Linked DNA regions of Homo sapiens: region 2 is linked to region 1. Evidence: read pairs that join two places in POLR2A ChIA-PET (ENCODE). Cell type or tissue: K562. All regions are shown on one strand. Links, peaks and the distances in the headings refer to the core of each region. The heading gives the core; the rest is flanking DNA.

Region 1 (4,383 bases), core at 69-4,068:
GCAGGCGGATCATGAGGTCAGGAGATCGAGACCATCCTGGCTAACACGGTGAAACCCCGTCTCTACTAAAAATACAAAAAATTAGCCGGGCGTGGTGGTGGGCACCTGTAGTCCCAGCTACTCGGGAGGCTGAGGCAGGAGGATGGTGTGAACCCAGGAGGCGGAGCTTGCAGTGAGCCCAGATGGCGCCACTGCACTCCAGCCTGGGCGACAGCGAGACTCTTGTCTCAAAAAATAAAAAATAAAATAAATAAATAAATAAAAAAGAGAGTGTTGGAGTAGGTCCGGAAAGGGAGACAAAGAAAGGAGCAGGGGGAGCTCCTGAGAAAACTTTGTCCCCTTTGTGATTTTCCCAGTGCCCCTGGAGACTATAGAGAAGCTCAGGCACCATAGAGAAGTTCCCTTTCAACACAGGGGCAGGAGGGAGGTCCTGATGGACCCTCTGTCCGGGGATTGTCTTTGTCCCCAGAACCAAGAGCAACACTTCCATTTACCCCCACCCTGCTCCTTGACCAGGTTCCTGGGCAGCCTGCGTGCCCGCCTGATGCTTCTGCACCCCAGCCCCAACTGCAGCCTTCGGGCGGAGAGCCTGGTCCACGTGCACTTCAAGGAGGAGATTGGTGTCGCTGAGCTCATCCCCCTTGTGACCACCTACATCATCTTGTTTGCCTACATCTACTTCTCCACGCGTAGGTTCATGGCAGGGAGGCTGAGGGCTTTCTCCAAGCTAAACGGGCATTTCCATGTCACCTGCTTCCCTGGCTCTGGAGGTGGCTTGGGGTAGAGAGATAGAACACACCTGGTGGTCATCAGAGCTAGGGCTTTGTCCCCCAGCAGGGTCTTAGGAGCTTGGGTGGGGCCGGGGCTCTTCCCACTTTCAGCCCCTTCCTGGGTTAGGGTTCCTAAAAGGTGTACTGTGTCCATGACACTGGGAAGTGCTTGTGCCTGTCCCTTTCCTTTGGTGAAACCAGGAGTTTTCCCTTCCTCGACTGTCAGGGCAACCTACTCCCGGGAGCCCCAGTGGGCCGGGGGCTGGGGGAGGGGCCGCCCTGATACGCCCTCTCTGCCCTCCAGGGAAGATCGACATGGTCAAGTCCAAGTGGGGGCTGGCCCTGGCTGCCGTGGTCACAGTGCTCAGCTCGCTGCTCATGTCTGTGGGACTCTGCACACTCTTCGGCCTGACGCCCACCCTCAATGGCGGGTAGGTCCCTAGCAGGCTCCACTGGGCCACAGGGTGGGCTCAGGCCAGAGAGCCTTGCACTTCTGGGTTCTTGGCCTTCCCTGGACTTTGCTGTGACCTCACGTCTTCACATTGTTGTTTTTGACATTTAAGAGGTACATTTTCTTCCTCTTCTTTGTCTGGCTTGTATTCATACTTGTGTTTGTATATAGCATATCTAGCTATAGTGAGTGTCCATATGTACAAAAGTGCATATTTGTGGGCTGGGTGTGTATATAAGGGGTGTGTGTTGGTATGTTTGTGTATACATGAGTATGTATTGCATGTGTGTAGTCGGATTTGTGTGTCTGTGTTTATGTATTCTATATACACACACCACACACACACTGCAGCTTGATGGCTTAAGCCACTGGAGGTGTGAGATAGAGAAGAGAACATTTTTTTTTTCATGATTAGAACATTTAAATGCCTAATGAAATAGGTCATTTTAGAGGAAGCTCTTTGGAAGATATGAGCACACTGTAATTTGTCGCCTTTTTCACTGATGTTTACTTTCCCCTTGCCACTCCTCTCTGAACCTTAGTCTGGAAGCCCTTCCCTCGGCTTGTCCTCAGGCTTTGATCTTGGCTCTGGCTAGGCCCGCCTGCCTGTCTATTAATGGTTATTAATGGATTATGGATTGGCCTGTCCACCACTTTGGCCCATCAGGCTGGTCGTATGAAAAGCGACGTCGTATTTTGTTTCTGGTAGTTTCGTTGCTCTTAGATACCTGCTCCCTTTCCTGAGCTTGACACTGTTAAACACCACCCTCCCCCATACCGTCTGCCATACCCTTCACAGGGCCCTCCCTTCCTTCGGCTCCAAAGCAGAGGTCCTGCAAGGTATAACTTGGCTGGCGTTCCTCGCACATAGACTTTCTTAGGGTTTGCTGCGGGGAGTGTGGGACAGTGGGCTCAGATAGCTGGTAGAGCTTTGTGTAGGAACAGTCGTTCTTCTCCACACACAGCTTCTCAACAAAGGTGAGTGGGCCTTCAGGATGGTTTCATCTCCTTGCATTTAGCTGTGATGGGTCCACCCAGAGTTACTGGTGTGGGTCTTGGCAGCAGTCATTGTCTTTAGCCAGCAGTCTTCTCCTGGGAAGGGCCAGCAGAAGTGTGGTCTAGCAGTGGCGCTGCACAGCTCTCCCTGAGGGGCCTCTTCCAGCCCTCCTGTGCTGGATGGCTAGAGACAGGATGGCTGCTGGCCCCTCTGCAAGGCTCTGGAGCCTGCCTGAAAGCTGAGTGCTGTGTAGATGCAGGTCTTGTTGGGTGAGGTGGACAAGGGAGGGTTTCTGCCCAGCACCTGTGGGAGTCACTCAGCAGCCCCCATGACAGGCTGGAAACCCCACAGCCTTCCTGAGGGCCCCAGTCTGTTGGGAACCACCACAACACTGTCCTCACCTTCTCCTTCTCTGTCCCCAGCGAGATTTTCCCCTACCTTGTGGTGGTTATTGGGTTAGAGAATGTGTTGGTGCTCACCAAGTCTGTGGTCTCAACCCCGGTAGACCTGGAGGTGAAGCTGCGGATCGCCCAAGGTAACGCAGTGGGAGAGTTGGGCAGAGGGCTGCAGGAGGGGCTGGAATGGGGCCTGTTCCTCTTGCTGTTAACGCTCTGTGAGCAAACAGAGCCCTTGAAATGTCCCTTGCTCTTGCCTCCGGCATAATATGCAGTGGGCCACTGGGCCCTGGCAGCTCTTGAGTGTGTGCCCTGGGGAGCCATGGGGCCATTGGACTGTACTTCGTCCTGGTTCATGTGTCAGTAAGAAAGTAAACCAGGCTGGGTGCCATGGCTCACACCTGTAATCCCAGCACTTTGGGAGGCTGAGGCAGGTGGATCACTTGAGCCCAGGAGTTCAAGACCAGCCTGGGCAACATGGTGAAACCCCATGTCTACAAAAGATAGAAAAATTAGCAGGGCATATTGGCATGCACCTGTGGTCCCACCTACTCAAGAGGCTGAGGTGGGAGGATTGCTTGAGCCTGGGAGGTCAAAGCTGCAGTGAGCCGTGATCACACCACTGCACTTCAGTGTGGGTGGGGCTTGTGTTTGGTGGTGGCTTTCTGTCTGGGGAGTTTAGCGCCTAGTATTTTCTCTTACTGCCTCACTCCAGCACACTAGGCCCAAGCCCCGGGGGCTGGCCATTTCAGAGACGCTGCCTTCACGGCTGCCAGAAAAGCTCCCTCTGGCCCTGCTGGTAGAAACTGGGGATCTGGGGTTCTAGGGAAAATGAGAAAAGGGAGAGCCTGGCCTTGGAGGCCTGGTCACTTGAGCCTCTTCTTCCTCGTCACCCCATGTCTGTGAGGAATGGGGCTGTAGGCAGCCGTCCATTCATCCAGACCTCTGTGAGCCTCTGTGATAAGCCAGGCCCTGTGCTGGATATGGAGTTAGGAAGAGATGGGGCGAAATTGTCCTTACCCAGTAAGAGCACAGAGCCTTAGACATGCGACAGTGTGATAGCGTGGGATCAGGGCTCACTACAGGAAGGGGCTTGAGGAAGAACGCAGCCAGGTCCTCTACCCGCCGAGTGCTTCTGCCATGTGGTTGATGGGCACACTGTCATGCTGGCCCGTGCAGACCAGACAAGAACCACATGCGGAGGTTGGATGTGGTTGTTGTGGGTGGCACTTGGCTTTCCTTGTGGATTTTCTCATCTCCACACTCTGCTTCTTCCCTCTTTTGATGATTATAGCTCTCCTCTGCACCCTCCAGGCTGTGAACACCCGTTCCCCGTAGCAGCTGTGTGGTGGTGATGGCCCCTTAAAGTCTGGGCATTAGCAGGACCCTGAGGGTTGGGGTGCTTTGGTGGAATGGCTCCTTCAAAGGGCTGGGGGGCCTTGCCATGCCTCTGCCACTCCGAGGCCCATGAGGTTGTGTGAGTCATGTCGCAGAGTGGCCATGTGTTGCCCTGTGCCCTGTTGCTGCCCTCTGCAGGCCTAAGCAGCGAGAGCTGGTCCATCATGAAGAACATGGCCACGGAGCTGGGCATCATCCTCATCGGCTACTTCACCCTAGTGCCCGCCATCCAGGTAAGGCCCCAAGGCCTGCCACCTGGATGAGCATGGAAGCAACTGCTGTGCTCCCCAGCTGTGCAGCCATGGGCAGGGTGCTCCCCTCTTCAGCACAGGCATCCTTGCTTCTGAGGTGGGACCTCTTTGCCTGGCAAGC
Region 2 (4,383 bases), core at 272-4,271, 58 kb before region 1:
GGGTTCAAGCAATTCTCCTGCCTCAGCCTCCCGAGTAGCTGAGACCACAGGCGTGCACCACCACGCCCAGCTAATTTTTGTATTTTTAGTAGAGATGGGGTTTCCATGTTGGCCAGGCTGGTCTCGAACTCCTGACCTCAGGTGATCTGCCCACCTCGGCCTCACAAAGTGCTAGGATTACAGGCATGAGCCACCACGCCTGGCTGACTGCTGTTGTTCTTATTGCCTGACAAGCTCTTACCCTATAAGGCCCTACCCAAAATCACATCAGCACCTTCTTCATGATTCCTGGTCTTTGGTTTCCAATTCCCTTTTCCTCATAGCATTTGGAAGCTCAGTGGCAGAAGTCCAGGGGCTTTGGGGATAGGTGGATCAACATGTGATGATGCCTCTGCAACACAGCAACTGTGGAACCTCAGAGAAGTTGTCAGAGCTCTGGATGCAATGGTTTTTACAACTTAAAATGGGGTTTATCGGCCAGGCGCGGTGGCTCATGCCTATAGTCCCAGCACTTTGGGAGGCCGAGGCGGGTGGATCACCTGAGGTCAGGAGTTAGAGACCAGCCTGGCCAACATGGCGGAACCCCGTCTCTACTGAGAAAACAAAAAACAAAAATTAACCAGGCATGGTGGCGTGTGCCTGTAATCCCAGCTACCGGGGGCGGCTGAAGCAGGAGGATCGCTTGAACCTGGGAGGCGGAGCTTGCAGTGAGCTGAGTTCCTGCCACTGCTCTCCAGCCTGGGCAGCAGAGCGAGACTCCGTCTCAAAAAAATAAAAATAAAAAAGAAGGGGTTTATCTTACCTGCCTCTAAAGGTCATCACAAGGATTATTTGAGATAAATATATTGTAAAACCTGCTTCTGGCAAGAACCCAACAATCAATAATTGGTTATTATTATGGGCTATTATGACCTCTGTAATAAACCTTATATTTCCTATAAGGTTTTGTTTAAAGGTTCAACACTAAGACAGTTAACTTCTTTAGTACAGGAAATTAACTTATTGTATTCCTGGTCTCTGACACATGGTAGGAATTTGATAGGTAATAAAGACATTGAATAAATGTATTCATTCAACTTTGACATTTTAAATATTTTTAAATGATTGTATCATGGTTATTGAAGCTACCATTGGGGCCAGGTGCGGTGGCTTATGCCTGTAATCCCAGCATTTTGGAAAGCCAAGGTGGGCGGATCACGAGGTCAAGAGATTGAGACCATCCATCCTGGCCAACATGGTGAAACCCTGTCTCTACTAAAAATACAAAAATTAGCTGGCTGTGGTGGCGCGTGCCTGCAGTCCCAGCTACTCAGGAGGCTGAGGCAGGAGACTTACTTGAATCCAGGAGGTGGAGGTTGCAATGAGCTGAGATCGCGCCACTGCACTCCAGCCTGGGCGACAGAGTGAGACTCTATCTCAAAAAAAAAAAAAAGCTGGGCGCGGTGGCTCACGCCTGTAATCCCAGCACTTTGGGAGGCCAAGGCAGGCGGATCACGAGGTCAGGAGATCGAGACCATCCTGGCTAACATGGTGAAAACCCGTCTCTACTAAAAATACAAAAAATTAGCTGGGCATGGTGGTGGGCGCCTGTAGTCCCAGCTACTCGGGAGGCTGAGGCAGGAGAATGGTGTGAACCCGGGAGGCGGAGCTTGCAGTGAGCTGAGATTACTCCACTGCACTTCAGCCTGGGCGACAGAGCGAGACTCCATCTCAAAAAAAAAAAAAAAAGCTACCGTTTATTTCAGTGTAGGCATTTTACATGTGTTCACCCTCCAATTTTATTGTTTTCAAAACCCACAGCTGTTGGTGTTGTTTGCATCTTGGAACCTGACTCCTAATTCGAGGTTCCCTGAGGTGAAGTTAATTCTCCCAGCCACAGAGGTACTGCTTGTGTCAGAGCCAGGATTTGAATAAAAGGAGTCTGGCCCTGAAGCAGCTCTTTCCACTTTAAGATGTTGCCAGCTGCTATCACTAATGGCTAATTCATGATAAGCATGATCCTCAGTGTGAGTGATTGCAAAGACACATCCACATAATCATGAAACTCCTTTATTGTGCTCATGACAGGGTGAGGCAGCTGGGCAGTGGGCTGGAACCTGGAGTCTTGGGTCCCAGAAGGCGGCCCTCTGTTCAGTTCTCAGAGTGACCTTGGACACATCATCTCCTCTCTGCAGAGAAATTTTCTACATTTGTAAAATAAACTTAGCCTCTATATTTCAAGATTGTTCTGAGGATTAATTGAGATCAGGTTTGAGAATTGGCCCAGGGTAGAAGCTCAAGTATTAGAAATTGTTATCATTTCTTGATTTCCATGCCACATTTAGTTTTTAAAGTTTTTGAATTTACCTTTCTTTTTTTTTTTTTTTTTTTTTTTTGAGACAGTGTGATACCTTACCTTGTTTTAATATGAATAGACTCTTCCTTAGCTGAGAAAGCCGGACAGACTCCATTTGGCTCCTTCATTTGCAAGACATCAAGGGCTCCTTACCCACCCCCTTCCTCAAGGACTTAACTTGTGCAAGCTGACTCCCAGCACATCAAAAAGTGCAATTAACTGATAAGGTACTGTGGCAAGCTCTGTCCACAGTTCCCAGAAATTCGCTCAGGTGATAGTATCCTAAGCCCCCGCATTTGTGTCCTGTAGATAGCACCCAGAGCCCACGCACCTATCACCTTGTGATGAATTTAAAGCCCCTGCACCTGGAACTGTTTTCCTGTAACCATTTGTCTTTTTAACTTTTTTTGCCTGTTTTTACTTCTGTGAGATTGCTTCAACTCGATTTCCCTTCCCCTTGCCAAACCAAAGTATAAAAGAAAATCTAGACCCTTCTTTGGGGCTGAGAGAATTTTGAGTGCTAGCCGTCTCTCGGTCACTGGCTAATAAAGGACTCCTCAATTCATCTCAAAGTGTGGTGTTTCTCTATAACTCACTCGGTTACAACAACAGAGTCTCACTCTGTTGCCCAGGCTGGAGTGCAGTGTCGTGATCTCAGATCATTGCAACCTCCGTCTCCCAGGTTCAAGGGATTCTCATCCCTCAGCCTCCCAAGTAGCTGGGATTACAGGCATGCATCACCATGCCTGGCTCATTTATGTATTTTTAGTAGAGATGGGGTTTCACCATGTTGGGAGGCTGGTCTCGAACTCCTGACCTTAAGTGATCCGCCCGCCTTGGCCTCCCGAAGTGCTGGGATTACAGGCGTGAGCCACCATGCCTGGCCTGAATTCAAATTCACCTTTCTTTTTTTTTTTTTTTTCGAGACGGAGTCTCGCTCTTTCTCCCAGGCTGGAGTGCAGTGGCGCAATCTTGGCTCACTGCAAGCTCTGCCTCCCAGGTTCACGCCATTCTTCTGCCTCAGCCTCCCCAGTAGCTGGGACTACAGGCGCCCGCCACCACGCCTGGCTAATTTTTTGTATTTTCTTTAGTAGAGACGGGGTTTCACCATGTTAGCCAGCATGGTCTCAATCTCCTGACCTCGTGATCCGCCTGCCTTGGCCTCCCAAAGTGCTGGGATTACAGGCATGAGCCATCGTGCCCGGCCTGAATTCACCTTTCTTATGGGGAACAATCTGAAGTAAAGTTGAGCTCTACCTAGTTAGGGCTAAATGGAACTGTTCCATTTGATTTACTATATATAAAAACTAAAATCAGGTTTCTGCAACTTAACTGGAAGTGCATCAAAAATAAGATAGGGGCTGGGTATGGTGGCTCACACCTATAATCCTAGCACTTGTGGAGGCCAAGATGGGAGAGTTGCCTGAGGCCAAGAGTTCAAGACCAGCCTGGGCAACAGAGAGACCCTCATCTCTATTTAAAAAACTCTGAAATTTAGCTGGGAGTGGTCATACCCACCTGTGGTCCCAGCTACTTGGGAAGCTTGCTTGAGCCCAGGAGGTCAAGGCTGCAGTGAGCTGTGATTGTGCCACCGCATTCCAGCCTGGACCATAGAGCAATACCCTATCTCTTAAAATAAAGGATTGATACGAAATCACCTTTGCAAAATTATGGCAGTAAGAAAAACCTGACATGGTTGACTCCATGTTGCTTCCTTTTCTTTTTCTTTTTTTTCTCTCAGCGTGTTGCTCTTGTTGCCCAGGCTGGAGTGCAATGGCACGATCTCGGCTCACCACAACTTCTGCCTCCCAGGTTCAAGCTATTCTCCTGCCTCAGTCTCCTGAGTAGCTGGGATTACAGGCATGCGCCACCACACCTGGCTAATTTTGTATTTTTAGTAGAGACAGGGTTTCTCCATGTTGGTCAGGCTGGTCTCGAACTCCTGCTCAGGTGATCTGCCTGCCTCGGCCTCCCAAAATGCTGGGATTACAGGAGTGAACCACCGTGCCCAGCTCTATCTTGCTTCTAACCTCCAACCTGGGGATAGG

What was found. Peaks named below come from ENCODE experiments on the same cell type or tissue, not always from the same donor. Only the 100,000 strongest peaks of a DNase experiment are listed, where the experiment ranks them.
Region 2: POLR2A ChIA-PET joins it to region 1 with 8 read pairs; 19 of 35 experiments call an interaction of 5 or more read pairs at or near these places.

What each region holds. Positions count from the first base shown.
Region 1 is chr3:47,422,303-47,426,685 of GRCh38, reverse strand. SCAP (SREBF chaperone) reads left to right here. Exons shown (of 23, transcript NM_012235.4): 7 at 517-689; 8 at 1,075-1,201; 9 at 2,641-2,753; 10 at 4,150-4,244. Among named protein-coding and RNA genes, the nearest start is that of PTPN23-DT, 43 kb to the right of the region's middle. In K562, for the core only: no CTCF peak of the experiment used is centred there; no DNase peak of the experiment used is centred there.
Region 2 is chr3:47,480,121-47,484,503 of GRCh38, reverse strand. It overlaps LOC105377073 (a long non-coding RNA gene), which reads right to left. Exons shown (of 3, transcript XR_940821.3): 3 at 2,034-2,168. Among named protein-coding and RNA genes, the nearest start is that of SCAP, 6.4 kb to the right of the region's middle. In K562, for the core only: no CTCF peak of the experiment used is centred there; DNase peaks (open chromatin) are centred at 2,083 and 2,613.